2 separate regions of the Homo sapiens genome follow, and region 2 is linked to region 1. The links are chromatin loops, found by intact Hi-C in ENCODE. Cell type or tissue: PC-3. All regions are shown on one strand. Links, peaks and the distances in the headings refer to the core of each region. The heading gives the core; the rest is flanking DNA. Region 1 overlaps KSR2 (kinase suppressor of ras 2). Region 2 overlaps KSR2 (kinase suppressor of ras 2).

The links. A loop is a pair of places that touch in the nucleus more often than their neighbours do. Peaks named below come from ENCODE experiments on the same cell type or tissue, not always from the same donor. Only the 100,000 strongest peaks of a DNase experiment are listed, where the experiment ranks them.
Region 2: it touches region 1 in a loop (6-fold over the local background); 2 of 110 quality-filtered maps call a loop at or near these places.

What each region holds. Positions count from the first base shown.
Region 1 is chr12:117,593,527-117,601,857 of GRCh38, forward strand. The region is part of intron 5 of KSR2 (kinase suppressor of ras 2); the gene reads right to left. Among named protein-coding and RNA genes, the nearest start is that of NOS1, 240 kb to the left of the region's middle. In PC-3, for the core only: no CTCF peak of the experiment used is centred there; DNase peaks (open chromatin) are centred at 3,635 and 6,515.
Region 2 is chr12:117,660,157-117,668,487 of GRCh38, forward strand. KSR2 (kinase suppressor of ras 2) reads right to left here. Exons shown (of 20, transcript NM_173598.6): 5 at 7,318-7,502. Among named protein-coding and RNA genes, the nearest start is that of NOS1, 300 kb to the left of the region's middle. In PC-3, for the core only: a CTCF peak has its summit at 3,600; a DNase peak (open chromatin) is centred at 2,685; H3K27ac peaks cover 1,058 bases.

The DNA.
Region 1 (8,331 bases), core at 201-8,200:
CCTCTTTTGCCCGAGTTGGAATGTGCAAAATGGAATTAATTTACAGATGCGGGCCTGAGTCAGAATTCTAGCTCTGTGCTTGTGTGTTCTGTCACCTGACTCTTTCCCTCTGTGCATCTCCTCCTCTGTAAAATGGGGGCAATGAAATCCATCTTGCAGGGTTTACCTGAGGATCAGACACTGGGAAATGAAGCAGGTACCTGGCAATAGTAGGTGTGCATTAAGAGGCGGATGGCCCCTAGAGCAATTCAGCTGCTTGTTTTTAGCTTTTCTTAGCTGTCTCTCTTCCTGGCTGGAGAAGACAAAATATGGGAAGAGGCTCCTTTGGGAAAGAAGCCATGACTGTAGAGAGAAGCTGCAGTGAGTTATGCAGAGGACAGAACTGTCTAGGTCCTTCTGACCATTTATTCCCCTTCTATCATCCTGTTCTCAGAGCGTGTCCACAGCACTTGCCTGCCTGGGTGTGATGGATGGGTCTTAAGTTCCTCACACACTACATCATCAATTACTTACATATTTATCGCCTTGAACTGAGTTTATGGATCTTAAATCAGAGCCATCGGAGTTGTCTGAGCTGAAATTCTCCCCTGATGGAAATATGATGTTTCTCATTATGTAGCCACTCTCTAGTTAATGTTCAGCGGAAGTTAATTGTCCACAGAACAAAGGGCTGCTGAGAAGTTCCCCCTACAGAACCATTCTGTGGAATTTACTGCCTGGATGGACTGCTCGGGGACAGACCAGACAAGCTTGCTGCCAAAGACCCCAGCCAGGTTTTCAAAAACCCAAGACACCAGGCATCGTGGGGCTCTGGACTTCAGGCAATAGACTGCCTCTCTCTCAGTTTCCTGAGACTTAAAGTGCCATCCGAAGAGATGTCACACTGTCTGTAGCTTGCAGACATGGTGGGGACAGCCTCGTGATAAATAATATATAAGTTCAAGACTGGGTGTCCATATTCCAAAGCCAGTCTTTCTGAAGCATCCCAAGTGAGGCCAGGAAGCCTGCTGAGGCGACAGGGTTGTGACAGGTGCTGATTGCATCCCTGAAAGTGAGACCTCTGGGGCAGGATACCTCTGCTGCAACAGGGCCATGGTTTATCAGTGAGAGGTGTTATCAGTAGAAGGAGGATACAGAGAGTCCCCATACCCCCAAGAACTTGGAGATAAGGAAGGAATTCCCCCGCAACAAGAGTTAAACCAGCCCAACCCCAACACATAAACAAAGTTAACCTAGAGCAACAGTTCTCAATCGTGAGCCCTGTTGATCCCTAGGGGACATTTGGCAATGTGTGCAGACATTTTTCGTTGTCACAACTTGAGGGGGAGGAGTGGTACTGGTATCTACTGGGTAGAGACCAGGGATGCTACAAACGAACAGAACAGCTTCCTCCAACAGAACACTGTCCAGCTCCAAATGTCAACAGTGCCTAACTGGAAATCCCTGCCCAGAAAGACAGGGAAGGACCTAGATCTCCATCGCCTGATACAATCCATTAAATGCATGGACAGATCTAAAAACAGGCTCAGTCACCATGAAAGGAGAGGCAGAGCTTGACCCTCCCAGCCCATCCAGGGGACAGAGCTCTATGGCTCTGGACACACGCACAAGCTCAGAGCTCACTCCTCTTTCTTCAAAACACTTAGCTAGACATCACCTTGTAGTCCAACACAGTGACAGGGCCTTTTCACTATTGGGTCTCCTACAAAGGAGTTTATTTATTTATTTACTTATTTATTTTACATATTCTCCTGGGTATAAACAAATTTATACTAATTAATTCACACCAGTGCCACAAAGCCCTAAACATTGCTAGATCAAATTCTTTTTTTTTTTTTTTTTTTTTTTTGAGACGGAGTCTCGCTCTGTTGCCCAGGCCGGACTGCGGACTGCAGTGGCGCAATCTCGGCTCACTGCAAGCTCCGCTTCCCGGGTTCACGCCATTCTCCTGCCTCAGCCTCCTGAGTAGCTGGGACTACAGGCGCCCGCCACCGCGCCCGGCTAATTTTTTGTATTTTAGTAGAGACGGGGTTTCACCTTGTTAGCCAGGATGGTCTCGATCTCCTGACCTCATGATCCACCCGCCTCGGCCTCCCAAAGTGCTGGGATTACAGGCGTGAGCCACCGCGCCCGGCCCTGCTAGATCAAATTCTAATGTGACCATTTAAAAGCAGACAGTGCTTCACTGGGTTAATACATCATAATTAACTGACAGACAATACTTTGAAGGCCACCTCATTAAAATCTCCTAGTAGGCCTGTCCCTCTTATCAGTTACTTTTGAAGAAAGTAGCAGCAGCCTGATTTTCCACTGGGAAACTACCGTTCCAATGTCCCACAGCAGGCTGAGTCCCTTCCAGTCTCAGAAGAGGGTGTTTGACCAAGGCTTGGTAAGGCCACAGCATTCTGACCATGGTGATTGCTTCAGGCAAAGACATAGGAAAGAAGGGCTGACACATCAGTTGAGCCCCTGGAGCTTCTCCAGTTACCCTTCCTTTCCTTCCCTCCCTCCCTTCCTTTTTCCCTTCCCTCCCCTCCCCTCCCCTCCCCTCTGTTCTCATGCTGCCAATAAAGACATATCTGAGACTGGGTAATTTATACAGAAAAAGAGGTTTGATGGAATCACAGTTCCACATGGCTGGGGAGGCCTCACAATCATGGCGGAAGGCGAAAGGCACGTCTTACATGGCAGCAGGCAAGACAGAATGTGTGTAGGGGAACTCCTCTTTATAAAACCATCAGATCTCATGATTCTTATTCACTATTAAGAGAACAGCAAGGGAATGATCTGCCCCCATGATTCAATCACCTCTCCCCGGGTCCCTCCCATGACACATGGGAATTATGGAAGCTACAATTCAAGATGAGATTTGGGTGGGGACACAGCCAAACCACATCACCAGGCATCTCACTCTGACAACCAATGGGTAGTGTCTGCCACTTCCCACCTGCCATAACGCACCAACGAACACCTACCCAGACATCACCTCGTAGCGAAACACAGTGTCAGGGCCTTTTCACTATTGGGTCTCCTACAAACGAGTCATTTATTTATTTATTTGCGTATTTATTTTACACATTCTCCTGGGTATAAACAAATTTACATTAATTAATTAACATCAGCGCAACAGAACCCAAAACATTGCTAGATCAAATTCTAATGTGGCAATTTAAAAATAGACAATGCCCCACTGGGTTTATGAATCATGATTAACTAAGAAACAATACTTTAAAGACCACATCATTAAAATCTCCTAGTAGGCATGTCCCTCTAATCAGTTACTGCTAAAATAAGGGTCATAACAGGAGGAAGAGCAAGCACCATGCTCACTATAGCTTTGATAAAGCACTGCATTACTGGACTGCTTTGACAAAGCACTGTGGTTCGCAGATAAACACTTCATATCTTCCCTTCAAGTTACTGAATCTTTCTTTTTCTGGAATGGTGATTTTAGCCTCTTCCATACACCGTTTTTGGGCTTAGATTTTTTTCTCCATGGCCAGTGCTGCCTTCTTTTTCTTTCCTACGTATCTCCCGTGCAAGGGCATGGAAAATATCATCAATGTAGTAGTGGTGTGCAGCAGATGTCTCAAACAAGAGACAGCTGAATTCTTGGGCCAAAGCCAATCCTTCTTCCTTGGTGACCTGAGGAGTTTATTTACAGAGTGGCTAATGACTTTAGTCACTGTGGTAGACTGAATAATGCCCCAGCCCCGCCAAAGATTGCAGGTGCTAATCGCTGGAATCAGTGACTGTTATTAGGTTTGTGTGAAAGTAATGGCAAAAATCGCAATTACTTTCACACCAACATAATACTTCATATGGCAAAAGGGACTTTGAAGATGTGATTACATAAAAGATCTTGTGATGGGGAATCCTCCTGGATTATCCAGGTGAGCCTGAGATATAATTATAAGGATCCTTATGAAAGAGAGGCAAGAGGAGCAAAGGAAGAAGAGGGAGAAAATGTGAGGCAAAACCATGAGCCAAGGAAGAAGCGCTGCCTCTGGAAGATGGGAAAGATGTAGAGGCTCATTCTTCCGGAGAGCCTCTACAAGGAAGCAGCCCTGCCAATGGCCTGATTTCAGCCCCACAAGACTTGTTTTGGAATTACGACCTCCGGAATGATTAAAAAATATGTTTGTGTTGCTTTCAGCCACTGATTTTATGATAATTTGTGGCAGCAGCAACAGGAAACCAACGTAGCCAAGTATTAAATATTCACCAGTTACTTTTGCATCAACCTAGTATTACTTTTGCACCAACCTAATACTTCCCAACTCTTTCAAATAACATGCATAAATGGACATTTATTTATCAAGCTCCTATTCCATGCCTGGTGTTCTATGTCCAGGATCCTCACAGCAACCTGAGGGTTCAGGACTATCTCCTATTTCACAGGAGAGAAAACCGCAGATCAGAGAAGTTCAGTAACTTTCTCAACACGAGGAGTGGGGAATTTCTCTTTTTTTATTTCAATATATTTTGGGGGCAGGTGGTTTTTGGTTACATGGATAAGTTCTTTAATGGTGATTTCTAGAATTTGGTGCACCCATCACCCAAGCAGTGGACATTGCACCCCATGTGTAGTCTTTTATCCCTCAGCTCCCTCCCATTCCCTCTGGGTCCCCAACGTCCATTATATCATTCTTATGCCTTTGCATCCCCATAGCTTAGATCCCACTTATAAGTGAGAAGATACAATAGCTGGTTTTCCATTCCTGAGTTACTTCACTCAGAATAATGGTCTCCAACTCCATCCAGGTTGCTGCAAATGCCATTATTTCATTTCTTTTTATGGCTGAGTAGTATTCCATGGTGTATATACGTATACCACATTTTCTTTACCCACTTGTTGATTGATGGGCATTTGGCTTGGTTTTATATTTTTGCAATTGCGAATTGTGCTGCTATAAACATGCATGTGTAAGTGTCTTTTTCATATAATGACTTCTCTAGTGGGATTGCTGGATCAAACGGTGGTTCTACTTTTAGTTCTTTAAGGAATCTCCTTACTGTTTTCCCTAGTGGTTGTACTAGTTTACATTCCCACTGGCAGTATAAAAGTGTTCCGTTTTCACCACATCCATGCCAACATCTATTATTTTTTAATTTTTTTATTATGGCCATTCTTGCAGGAGTAAGGTGGTATTGCATTGTGGTTTTGATGTGCATTTCCCTGATAATTAGTGATGTTGAGCATTTTTTCATATGTATATCTTATTTTGAGAACAGTATATTCATGCCCTTTGCAGAGAAGCAAGGAATTTCTTGCTACTTTCTTTTCAGGAATTTCCCACAGGAAAAAAAAAAAAGTCTGTTTATCCTGTATGTGACCTAGCAGCCTGAAGTGATGGGTCTGCCCTGGTAATATCTGTGAATAAGATTCAATATTTCATGAAAATCAAAACAAATAAAGTCCTCCCCGACCTTTCCTGGAAATAAACAATTTAATCTACTAAGTCCACAAGGGAAGGCGCCACCAGAAAAAAACAAAGGCATGCTCTCACCTGTAACAGTCATTTACCAGTGTTTTAATTTACCTAGAAAATGATTTGGCCTCTCAGACTGATAAGAGGCACTGATGTTGAGTGTTAGCTATTTGTATAATGGCAAAAACTGCAATAACTTGTGTGCCAACTTAATGATTTGACACAACTTCAAATGGGATGGAAACACGATAGGGATTGAGAAGCTGGACTCCAAAGTCAGTTGCATCTCAGCCATTTAATGAGACCCCCACCTGCAACTGCCCCTCTTGGCCCTTAACAGCACTAATGACTCCAGGTCACTGGTTCCCAAACTTCACGCATCAGATTCCTGGGGGAAGGATAGGTTGTTAATACGTCAATTGCTGGATTCCTCCCGCAGAGTTGCTGATTCAGTGAGACAAAGCATCTGCATTTCTAACAAGTTCTAGAAGATGAATGATACTAATGGCACTCCTCTTGGGACTGAACTTGGAGATCCACTGACCTAAATCGAGAATTTCCCAACCTCAGCACTGTTGACATTTGGGGCTACTCCATTCTCTCTGGTGGGGGCTGTCCTGTGCATTGTAAGACAGTCAGCAGCATCCCTGGCCTCTTACCTACTAGATGCCAGAAGCACTGTCCTCCCTAAGCTGTGACCAAGAAAAATATCTCTAAACATTTCCAAATGTCCCTGGGGGTGGAGAGGCAACATTTCCCCAGACTGAAAACCACTGCCCTAGATCAAACATATCAAGAATGCACAAGAAGGAGGGAGATCATTGAAGAAGACTCCAATATCTTAAAGCTCTTAACTGTACTGCCAACTATTTATTAAGCAGGTGGGTTGAACGGTGACCATGGTGGGGGAGACAACGGAAGGAGACGGGGAACAAGGAAATATCACAAAAGATCCCACCTAATATTGTTCAGACCTGGAGCAAGCCTGGGTACTACAGTGCTTAAGCCTGTCACTCCTGTAGCCCTCCCAGGTCGGTCAAGCTGCCACAGGTTCTACCAGACAAATGGCTCATTGTCTTCTTTGAGTGACCAGCAAGCTCTCAGAGCAGCCACCACTCCCAGCTGTAGTGACTCAGCCTTGTACCTAAGGACAAAATGGCCAATCCTGGCTAATCATTGAGAAATGGGTCTGAGCCCAAAAAGGAACTCAGGGCCAGTGCTCAAAGACGGTCTGATTGCAACCCTCCAGGAGGAAAACAAATTCACAAAGCAGTCCCAGGTTGCCAGTTCTCAAAGTCAGCAAACCAAATCCTAACGTGCAATCTTCCCAGGTTTTTCAAAAGCCATGGGATTGATAGTCAGTGGGGAAAGGAAGAGGTGTCGAATCCAGGCCTGATGGATGGGTGCAGAGGCAATCAGACGTGTTTTCAGAGCCACTGTGCTCTGACACCTGCCCCCATTTTCCACAGAGTTTGGCTCTGAATGCGTCCCTGGACCACGCCCTCCGTCTCCTTTACCTGGCGTTCCTATTCTTGTAGAAAGGAACACAGCCTAATGATGGATTTGTTCAATGTGATCATTCTCGCTTATGTACAAAACAAAGGCAGGATTGATGAACTCCTAAAGAAGCACATTCACAGGCCTGATCTATGCCTCTTACCTTGGAGCAGGCAGCAAGTACAGCCTCCAAGGGAATGTCAACATCTTTGCACTTTGTCAATAGGACCTTGATTCTCTAAAGGCTGAAAGGTGTTTTCATGGGTGAATGCTTAGAGCCAGCTCATGGTTTTCCAAACCCCACTCAAAGCTTCCAGATGACTCTTTTTGCATCTGTGAGCTTCTTTCATCCCTAGATATCACCCTGGGGAGAGGGCAGGCAAAAGATGTTCTCTGTACTTGCAAGGAAGAAATGGTAAAGGCATGGGGGTCGAGTGGGGGCTGGGGACTCCTATGTTCCGGAAAGAGCGAGGTTACTGTCCTGAAGTCACATCTCAGCTTTGCCCCTGGATGAGTCTTTTGCCCCCTCTAAGACTGTTTACTTACTTACCTGCAGTATGAGAATTTAAGTAGCAACCGTGCCTGGTGGCTGTAGGATTACATGAGCATCTGGAGTCTAGTTGCTGGGGTTGGCATCCTAGTTCTGCTACTTGTCAGCTATAAAACTTTGGGCAAGTTCTTAAGTTCCTCATAGGATCAACCAAGTGCTTAGAACAGTGCCTAGCACTTAGTAGGTGCTTAGCTGATATTTGTCTCTCTCTGCTCATTTCTACTCAGCCTCCGAGTGCATCTGACAAGACATAAATTGTCTGTGCTTACTTGTTTAGAATCCAAGATCTTGGGGGGGGGGGTACCTAATTACTAGATTAAATAGTGTCCTTCCCCAAAATTTACATTCACCTGGAACCTCCAGATGTGACTTTATTTGGAAATAGGGTCTTTGCAGATATAATCAAGTTAAGATGATACCATCCTGGGTTCGTGTGGGCCCTAATCCAAGACTTCTCAGCACAGGGGAAAATGGACACAGAGACCCACACAGAGGGAAGAGGATGCGGGAACACAGATAGGGAGAACACTATGAGATCACGGAGGCAGAGACTGGAGTGAAGCATCTACAAGCCAGTGAATGCCAAGGATGCTGGCCACCACCAGAAGCTGGGAGAGGCAAGGAAGGACCCCCCCCTAGAGCCTTCGGAGAGAGCATGGCCCTGCCTACATCTTGATTTTTGGACTTCTAGCCTCCAGGACTGTGAAAGAATAAATGTTGTCCTAAGCCACCCAGTTTGCAGTAATTTTGGCATTAGCCCTAGGAGACCAATACACCTAATATCAAAGGCAGCCTGTTTGTCCAACTCTCTGCCTCCAGACAAGAGCCTGCCAACCTTCCAGTCTCTCCAGA
Region 2 (8,331 bases), core at 26-8,025, 66 kb after region 1:
TTGGCCCTGGTACTGCCTTTCCTTATTCTTATTTGGAAAATGAGGAGGAGGTCTGCGTTGGTTTCCTAGGGCTGCTATAATAAAATACCAAAAACTGGTGGCTTAAAACAAGACAGGTTTATTCTCTCACTGTTCTAGAGGCCAGAAGTCCAAGATTAAGGAGGTTCTTGATTTTCAAAGCAGGGTTGGTTCTTTCTGGAGGCTCTGAGGAGAGCATGTCCTCATGAGTCTCTTCCAGCTTCTGGTGGCTCTGGCAATCCTTGGTGTTCCTTGGCTTGTAGACTCATCAGTCCAATCTCTGTCCCTATCTTTACCTGGTGCCATCCTGGTATCTCTGTCCAAATTTCCCTCTTCTTATGAGGACACCAGTCATACTGGACTAGGGCCCATTCTAATGACCTCATTTTAACTTGATCACACCTGCCAACACCCTATTTCCAAATAAGGCACATCCACAGGTGTGTGGGGTAGGATTTGGGCACATCTTTTTGAGGCCACAATTCAACCCATGACAAGGCCGAATCTACCTCATTAAACAGGGGTGGAAATGAACACACAACACAAGAGGTTGAAAACTCCTTTGAAACATAAAGATATTTAATAGATACATCTGCAAATGAATCATGACAATTTGACACACGTGCAGTCCCTTAAGGCCAACTGCTTACATCCAGACTTTATCTTCTGTGTCAGTTTCTTGCACTTTGAGAGCAACTTACACCTGGAATAACTCCCATCCCATCACAGAGAAGCACCAGGAAGGCTGAGGGCTGGGCTCCTGGCTTCCTGGAAATCCAAGGGGCAAGTGTGCAGGGCACAGAAGGACCTTAAGTCTCCTGATCCCACACAGTGGAGTTGTCTATAAAGATGTGATATACTAAGAAAGATTCAACGCCACTTAATGTAGGCATCCTGCCAAGGACATCTAGCCTGAGTCCAGCCAGGAGGAAACATCGGGCAGACTTGAATTGAGAGATGTTCTATAAAGTAACTGACCCCTCCTCTTCAAAGAGGCCAAAGTCATACACAACAACAAAAAAGGCTGAGAAACTGTTCTAGCTTGCATAACAGCTAAACACAATATGTGACCTCAGATTCGATCCTGTACCAGAAAAAAAAAAATTGCTCTAAAGGATACTATTGGGGCAATTGCTGAAATTGGAATCTGGTGAGATGAAAGTACTGACTCAATGTCAAGTTTACTGAAATTGGTAACTCTACATGGTTATGTAAGAGAGTATGCAGCCTAGTCCCAAATGGTTCACAAAAATTAGAGAGAGAGAAAGAAAGAAAGAGGGAGAGAAAAAAGCAAATGCAGGAAAATGTTAAAAACCAGTGAATCTAAGTAAAGAGGGACCTGGAAGTCCCCTGTGTTGTTCTTGCAACGTTTCTGTAAATTTGAAATTACTTCAAAATGAAAGCTTTAAAAAAAACTGCCATATAACCCGGGGATTCTGAAATGCCAGCCTGCAGAACTCCCTGGAGAGCTTGTGAAAACTCAGATTGCTGGACCTCTCCCCAGAACTTCTGATTCAATAGGGCTGGAGGGGAAGAGCAAGAATGTGCATTTCTAACAAGCTTTGGGATGCTGCTGCTGCTGGTGATGGTGGTCTGGAACACACTTGGAGAACCCCCGGTAGAACCTGGTTTAAATTGTGGTTGTGATCACCAAAATAACTAGGCAGAAGGAGTTAAGCTGGTTGCTTCTGGGAAGCAGGATTGGGGAGGAATAGTGCAAGAGATCAGTGCTTTTCTTTAGGAACTGTTCTGTAGCATTTTGTTTATTTCCAGGTTTATATATTTCAATGCCTGCAAATCATCTACATCCTGCCTGGCATGTAGCAGGTGGTCAGTACCCATTAAAAAGCTGCTGGGGCCTGAGTTTCTAAAAGATGCCAGGCAACGTGGAACCTCCTGTGTCTGCTGAGTCCCCAGGGGAAGAGGAGATACCAGCACCGACCCCAGCTCATTTTGGGGGAACGAAGTCCTTTGGGTAACTCCAATAGGATATCTACTTTCCCCTTGGAATTGGCACCACTGAGTCCAGTCAAACCCAAACTGCTCAAAATATCTTCCAATTCTGAGACAAGACTGTGGTTCAGCCAGCAAACTTCTGTCAAGACACGAGCCTCTCCTCCCTCTCTTCTGGGGAGTAATGAACCTTGGCCTTAAGCCTCATTAAACCCCATTATATAATCACCCCCATCCTGAGTCTCTTTATAACCCTTCCAGCGGCCGCTTTCTTGGGAGTAGGCAGTTCTGCTCCATCAGTCTTTATTGCTACCTGCTGCCTTCCTCGACAAACCAGGCTTCTGACTCAGCCTCAAGGTACACGCAAGGCCAGGCTATCAAAAGAGGGGCAACTCTCTCTTAGCTTGTCCCCAGGACAAAGAGCAGGAGTTGCTTAGAGTAGGGATGAGCAGAGGGGCTGCCGTCTTTCAAGACACCTCATGAAGGACAATATTCCATAAGACCCAGGCCTTGTGGGTAACTCCAGCTGGTGTCATTACGACCAAGATGGGGAAGTTCTGGAACCATCAGTCACTTGTTCCCCTTGGTAACTGCTGCCCTGAAGCTGCTGCACCTGGTAGCTGTGTTCTCCCAACCCCAAGCCCCACCCAGAGTTTCCAAAACCAGCATTCTAAGTGAGTCATGGGCAGCTAATAAAGAAACACCCAGAAAACTGCAGGTGGCAAAATTACTATGTCATTCCTCATCTTCCACCAGAGATGTCCAGGATGAATGAGTCGCAGGAGCTTCCTGCAGCTTGCAATTTTGGCTACTTTCTGCAACTGCCTGGCCCCTACGGGGATGGCTACAACCTGGGACGACAGATCCCTAGAATAATAACAACAGAGTCTAGGTGGAGCAGCAAATGGTTAGTCAATGTGGGTGCTGCTTTCTAAGTGAGCACAGCACACTGACAAAGAGGCGTCCTTTGAGCAAGGCTGTCACCCACAACACACTCCCTCCGTGATGCAAGGGCATTGGAGAGAAAACGTGAGCATGTTCAGTTCCCTACCTAATGAGCAAGCAAGTTTTAATGAAGATGACATTGCAATTTCACAACCGAGCACTGCAGAGTGGAGGATTCAAAAGGATGGCAAACTTCACCTCTTTCCTGACCTTGTGACCTTGGGCCAACTGCTTAAACTCTCTCAACCCCAGTTTCTTAATCTGTAAAATGGGAATAATAGTAGTACCTACCTTATAGAGGATGATGGAGTTTAAATGAAATAATAAAAGTGAACTGCTTTGTGCAATGCCTGGAGCATTGTCAACACAATACATGCCGATTGCTATTATTAACATGGTTTTCATCATTGTTGCAAGCCACTTCATCATGTAACATACAGCAATGGCTCCCAAAGCCACCCTTTATTGAGACTCAGTGCTCTAAGTACCAGTCCCCACGCTAGGGAATTTACATGCATTTCTCATTGTATCCTCACTGCATTGTTGCTGGGTAGAAAATAGACTCAAGAGGTTAAGTAATTTGTCCAGCGACTTAACAGCATCCAGTTAGTTGCTTTAAACCCGAAGTCACTTCTACCAGCTGGTAATGAATGATGACAATTATTCCTTCCATCTAGGTGGCACTCTTTCATTGTGAAGTAGCCTTTCTTTAGGGGATTTAAGAAAGCCTGACCTCCATCAGCTGGGATCAGAGATAGCCTACAAGGAGCCCACGAGCTTGCAGGTTGTTGGGGTAAAGATGATCCACTGGTGAAGAGCACCTAAGCAAACCACCAGAGCATGGTGGCCCACCCAAATGCAACACAGAATAAATACAGCAAGGGTGGAGAGATAAGTCCACTGCTCTCTATTTCTCTGGGAAGCAGGTTCATTTGAGTCAATATCTCCCATGGTGAACAGAAGCGTCTGACGTCTTTCATTCTAGCCCTACCTGAGTGAGGCTATGAACCCCAAGGGCTGGTGAACCTTGGAGACAGATTCCTCCATGAGCGAAGGCTCCTGCCATTCCCCTCCCTCCCTTTCCCCACTCACCACTCCCAGGCCAGGGGAGTAGGGTAAGCCCCAAGAAGGTGATGTCCTTCTCGCAGCCCACTCAAGGTGGCTGGGCACCCTGAGGTTGTGAGGCTTGGCCACACTACAGCCAGATCTGCCTAATGCTGTCCCCAGGCGTTACCATCATGGGGTAACAAGATGACGTGTCACCACCCTTCACAGTGCAGACCAGAGCCAGAGCCGACAGTTACAAACAGGCAGACAGACTGAGCCTGGCAGGGATGCAGCCCCAGGGGCCCCCTTGGCTGGCTCAGCAGGAGGAAGGCTGCCACCAGGGCCCAAAAGCAGGGAGTTCTCTTCTGGAATTCACTGGCATGGGAATGGGAACTATTACAAACAAGGAGGAGTCGGCACCTGGTAGCTGTGTTCTCCCAACCCCAAGCCCCACCCAGAGTCCCCAAAACCAGCATTCTAATTGCATCAAAAGATTTGCCTAGGAAAACTCAGTGGCTAGACCTCAGAGTCACTGAAATGGACCCTCAGGGAGTGCATACCCCTGGGGAAACTGAGACCCAGATAGAGGAAGGAACTTGCCGCATTGAAGTGATACAATGCAGGCTAGATTGGATCTGGATTCAGAAGGGACCCCATGGACAAATTCATGCACCATTCTGAGCCTCAGTTTCTTGATCTGTAACATGGGAATTCTAGCACCTGCCTCACAGACTGGGGTGAGTCTTAACTGAAATAGTGCAGCTGACACACCAGGCAGAGACAGAGGCCACAAAGGCAACCGGCGGCAACACTGAGATTCCAACAGAGAGCTTCTCGTTTCCCAAACGAACCTGCCTGCCCCACACCAGGCTGCCTCTGTTTCTGTTACTTGTTAGAATCAACAGATAGGGAACTGGTCCCTGAGGTCTCAGCTATTTGGGTTACACACTCACTCATTCTTCCACTGAGACTCAAATGCTGTCTTTCTTCTTTCCGGGAGCTCAGAGAGCAACTTTTTTGAAGAACCAAGACTGTCCAAGGGGCAGTTGTGCTCCTGGTGCCTCTTACTGCTGGGAGCCACCTTTTAATTAAGGACTTTGCTCCTGTCCACAGGCAAGCAGAAACGCTTTTCCTCTTAGGTGGAGACCAGGGCGGGAACAAAAAGTTAGAAGCCATGATGAATCCTCAAAAACTCTTTGGTAGGGACGGGGGCTCAAATGTTTAAATCTGTGTTTTGTTGTCTTTTTTTTTAAAGCAGGAAGGAGATGTTTTTACTCTGGCCAAAATTAAAGTGCAGAGCAGTGGCCAACCCCTGGAGGGGGCCCGGCTGACATTCACTCATAGGATGGCGATGACCAAGGACAGATGGCTGTTAGAGGCAGTCACCCAGAGTCATGCCAAGGTAAATGCCAAGCACTCTTCGGGCCATGGGGAAGTGGGGAGGGGAAGTAAACTGCAAGGCATTTAGCCACAGAAGCCCCAAATTAACCATCAGCCCACAGGCTGTAAATGCTTCAAGAATAAAACATCATCATAAAAGCCACCATTTATTATGCACCTACTGTGTGCCAGGAACTGTGCAGAAGGCTTGGCATGCATGAGCTCATCTAATCCTCACAACTGTCTACAAGATGAACCTCTTATTGTCCCCATTTTACAGATGAGGAAACAGGTTCAGAGGCTTTGAACTCACTTGAGGTCACACATAATTGCTTAAAAGTAGAATAACTGGGGTTCAAACCCAGGCATCTGCTCCTGGTCGTGACATCTGCCTCACCTGGCTGTTGCTACACACTGGACTTGTCACTATCACGCTTTTCTTCATCCACGCTCATGCAGCCAGTCTCTTTGACTACCATGCAGGCCCACCGTCATGAAGGGTGCTCTCTCTGGCAGTGATTTCTCTGGACAAATTAATAAATTGGCCTTCTGGTATGGACCTGGGAGTCGAGGGTACTATTTTAGTTTGCTTGATTTAGAGCCTGCCTAACCTGGGCACCAAGACAAGGCAGTCTCTGGACCGACTCCTAACTGATGTCCACATGGTTCATCAGTCCATACCCTCAGCTGATTCCTACCACGGATGCACCATAAACACCCATGGGCTATAAACCAAGCTCACTATTCGGGCCCCAGCCTAACCATCTAGCGGGATGTTGGATATTACATGTACCTGCCTTTTTTTCCAGGCACAGAATTAATAGATCTTGTCAAATTCTCAAAGTGTAAGAACCCTTAGATAAAAGTAATGAAGGAAACCCCATATTTAGAGAAAGGCATTCTGCTGAGTATTTGAGCGGTCATGGTTATCAAATGATGTGTGATGTGTTAGAAAGAACCAAATTCAAATCCCAGCTCAAATACTCAACACCTGTGTGACTTTGAGCAAGTTCTTTGACATCCCTGGGCCTCAGTTTCCCCTTCTGTACAATGGGAATAATCCATCTGCATGAGGGATTGTTTGCAAGAACTAAATGGGGCCCTGCCTGTGAGTGATTAGCATGTATCAGGGCTCAGTGAACATGTCTCATCATTTCTCAGAGCAGCAACACAACGTGCACAGCCTGTGGCTGAATTAAGGGCCAGGGGTTATTTCTTCTACATTCTCAGAGCCCTTCCTTCTCTTGAGCAACCAATCAATAAAAGTTGCTGTCTTGGCTGGAGGACTGGCTGGGCTTTATTCAGTGGGGGTGCCCCTCTGACCACATCTGTGCCTGTTCAGCAAATCGGGCCTCTGGGTAGAGAAGATTAAACCAGCCCTCCATCACCAAAAAGTTCCATTTCCGCTCCAAGTAATAACCACCCTGTCTCCAGCAGAAATTCGTAAGAGCAGAAAGTAAACCACCTCAGGCCATGCTCAACCCCATTTGAACCCAAATACATCTTTGAGATGTAAAGGTTATATATATTGACCTGAGTGGGGAAAAAAATACAAAACTTAATCATAGATGCCTTAGCCACAGCAGCCAAGAAAAATCCTGTAATCAGGCAGCTGAGAGACAGCCGGGAAGAGGGAGAGAGAGGGCGGGTGCCTCCCTGAATGCCTGCTTGCTTTTCTCTATCTTTCCTTCACAACTTCAGGGGAAAGAGCAGGAACTGGGGACCAACGACAACACCCAGTCAACCTCCCCAGCGTCAGTTATGCCCCCTTCCAAAACCATCCAAATGGGCATGAGTGGCATAGGCAGATGGGGGGGCTGTGGGCAGATGATGGGTGAAGCTCTACAGTGAGCATTTCACAAGCCCTTGAGATAAAGAAGAGAGAGTTTGCACCTGGCACAGAGGACAGCAGGTGCTGGGGAGAAGGAGGTGGCATGGCAAGCGTTCCCAGTGCAGCCCGGCAGGGTGACTTACTTGCAGAGAAGTTGGCCTCAGTGTGAACAGGAGGGGTGGAAGGCAGGAAAGGTGCGTGTCCCACAAAGAAGGAGCGGAGGGAGCGCTCGGACAGCAGCGGGGAGCGCTGCTGAGAGGGGATGTTCTCGCAGCTGCCTACGCTGCTGTGGATCTTGAGGTTCAAGGGTTTGCTCTTCTTCTTGGCTCTGAAAGGGAGACAGAAAAAGAGGAAAAGGAAATATATCCATAGGTGCACAAAGTTACAGCAGGGAGGCCCAGCCTTGTGTTTCCCATGAGGGGTCCAAAACCCACAGGGAGAAATTAGAAGAGCCCACAGGCTTTTAGGTAGAGACACAAGGGCTGGGCAAAAAGGGTTTACCCTCTCACCCCTAGGTCCCTCTAAGAAGCTCATTCTACCATGGAGCACAAGCAAACACTTCAGCCATTCTTTTTTGCCCAGCTCCCTAGAGAAGCTCTAGAGAGCCAGTGTCAAGTTCAGCTTCCAACTCCAATCCCGCAACTTTTGCCTAAACATCTCGAGTCTCCAGAGCTCCAAGCCCCCAACCCGTGGCCAAGCTGCTCTTTGGCCATTTGACAAAAACAGCAAATCCCAGGCTGTCCTCAAGTGAGTCCAGATCTGTGTCAAGGTGGCATTCACCATCTACGTGTTTAATCCCCAAATCCACTGCCCTTCCTCCATGTAACAATAATCAGTGCATTTCTGTAGATGTTAAGCCTGATGACTTTCAAGAGATCTAAGTAGACTAAGCCTTCGGTAGGATCACAGTGCCTCTTCTGGAAATGCTTCCTCTTGCTGAGGACTTCTGGTGCCGGGCTCCTCCTTCCCAGCCCACCCACGGCTCTGTCTAGCTCTTGGTCCGGTGCCTACCAGGAGCCTCAGATGGTGCCCACCTTAGGAGTTCAGGAGGGAGGGTGCTCCACCAGATCATAGGCTGGATCTGATGGGGTGCCTCACAGCCTCACAGGCAGCTGCCAGAGATCAGAAGAGTGATATAGACAAGGGACCCTGGGTGC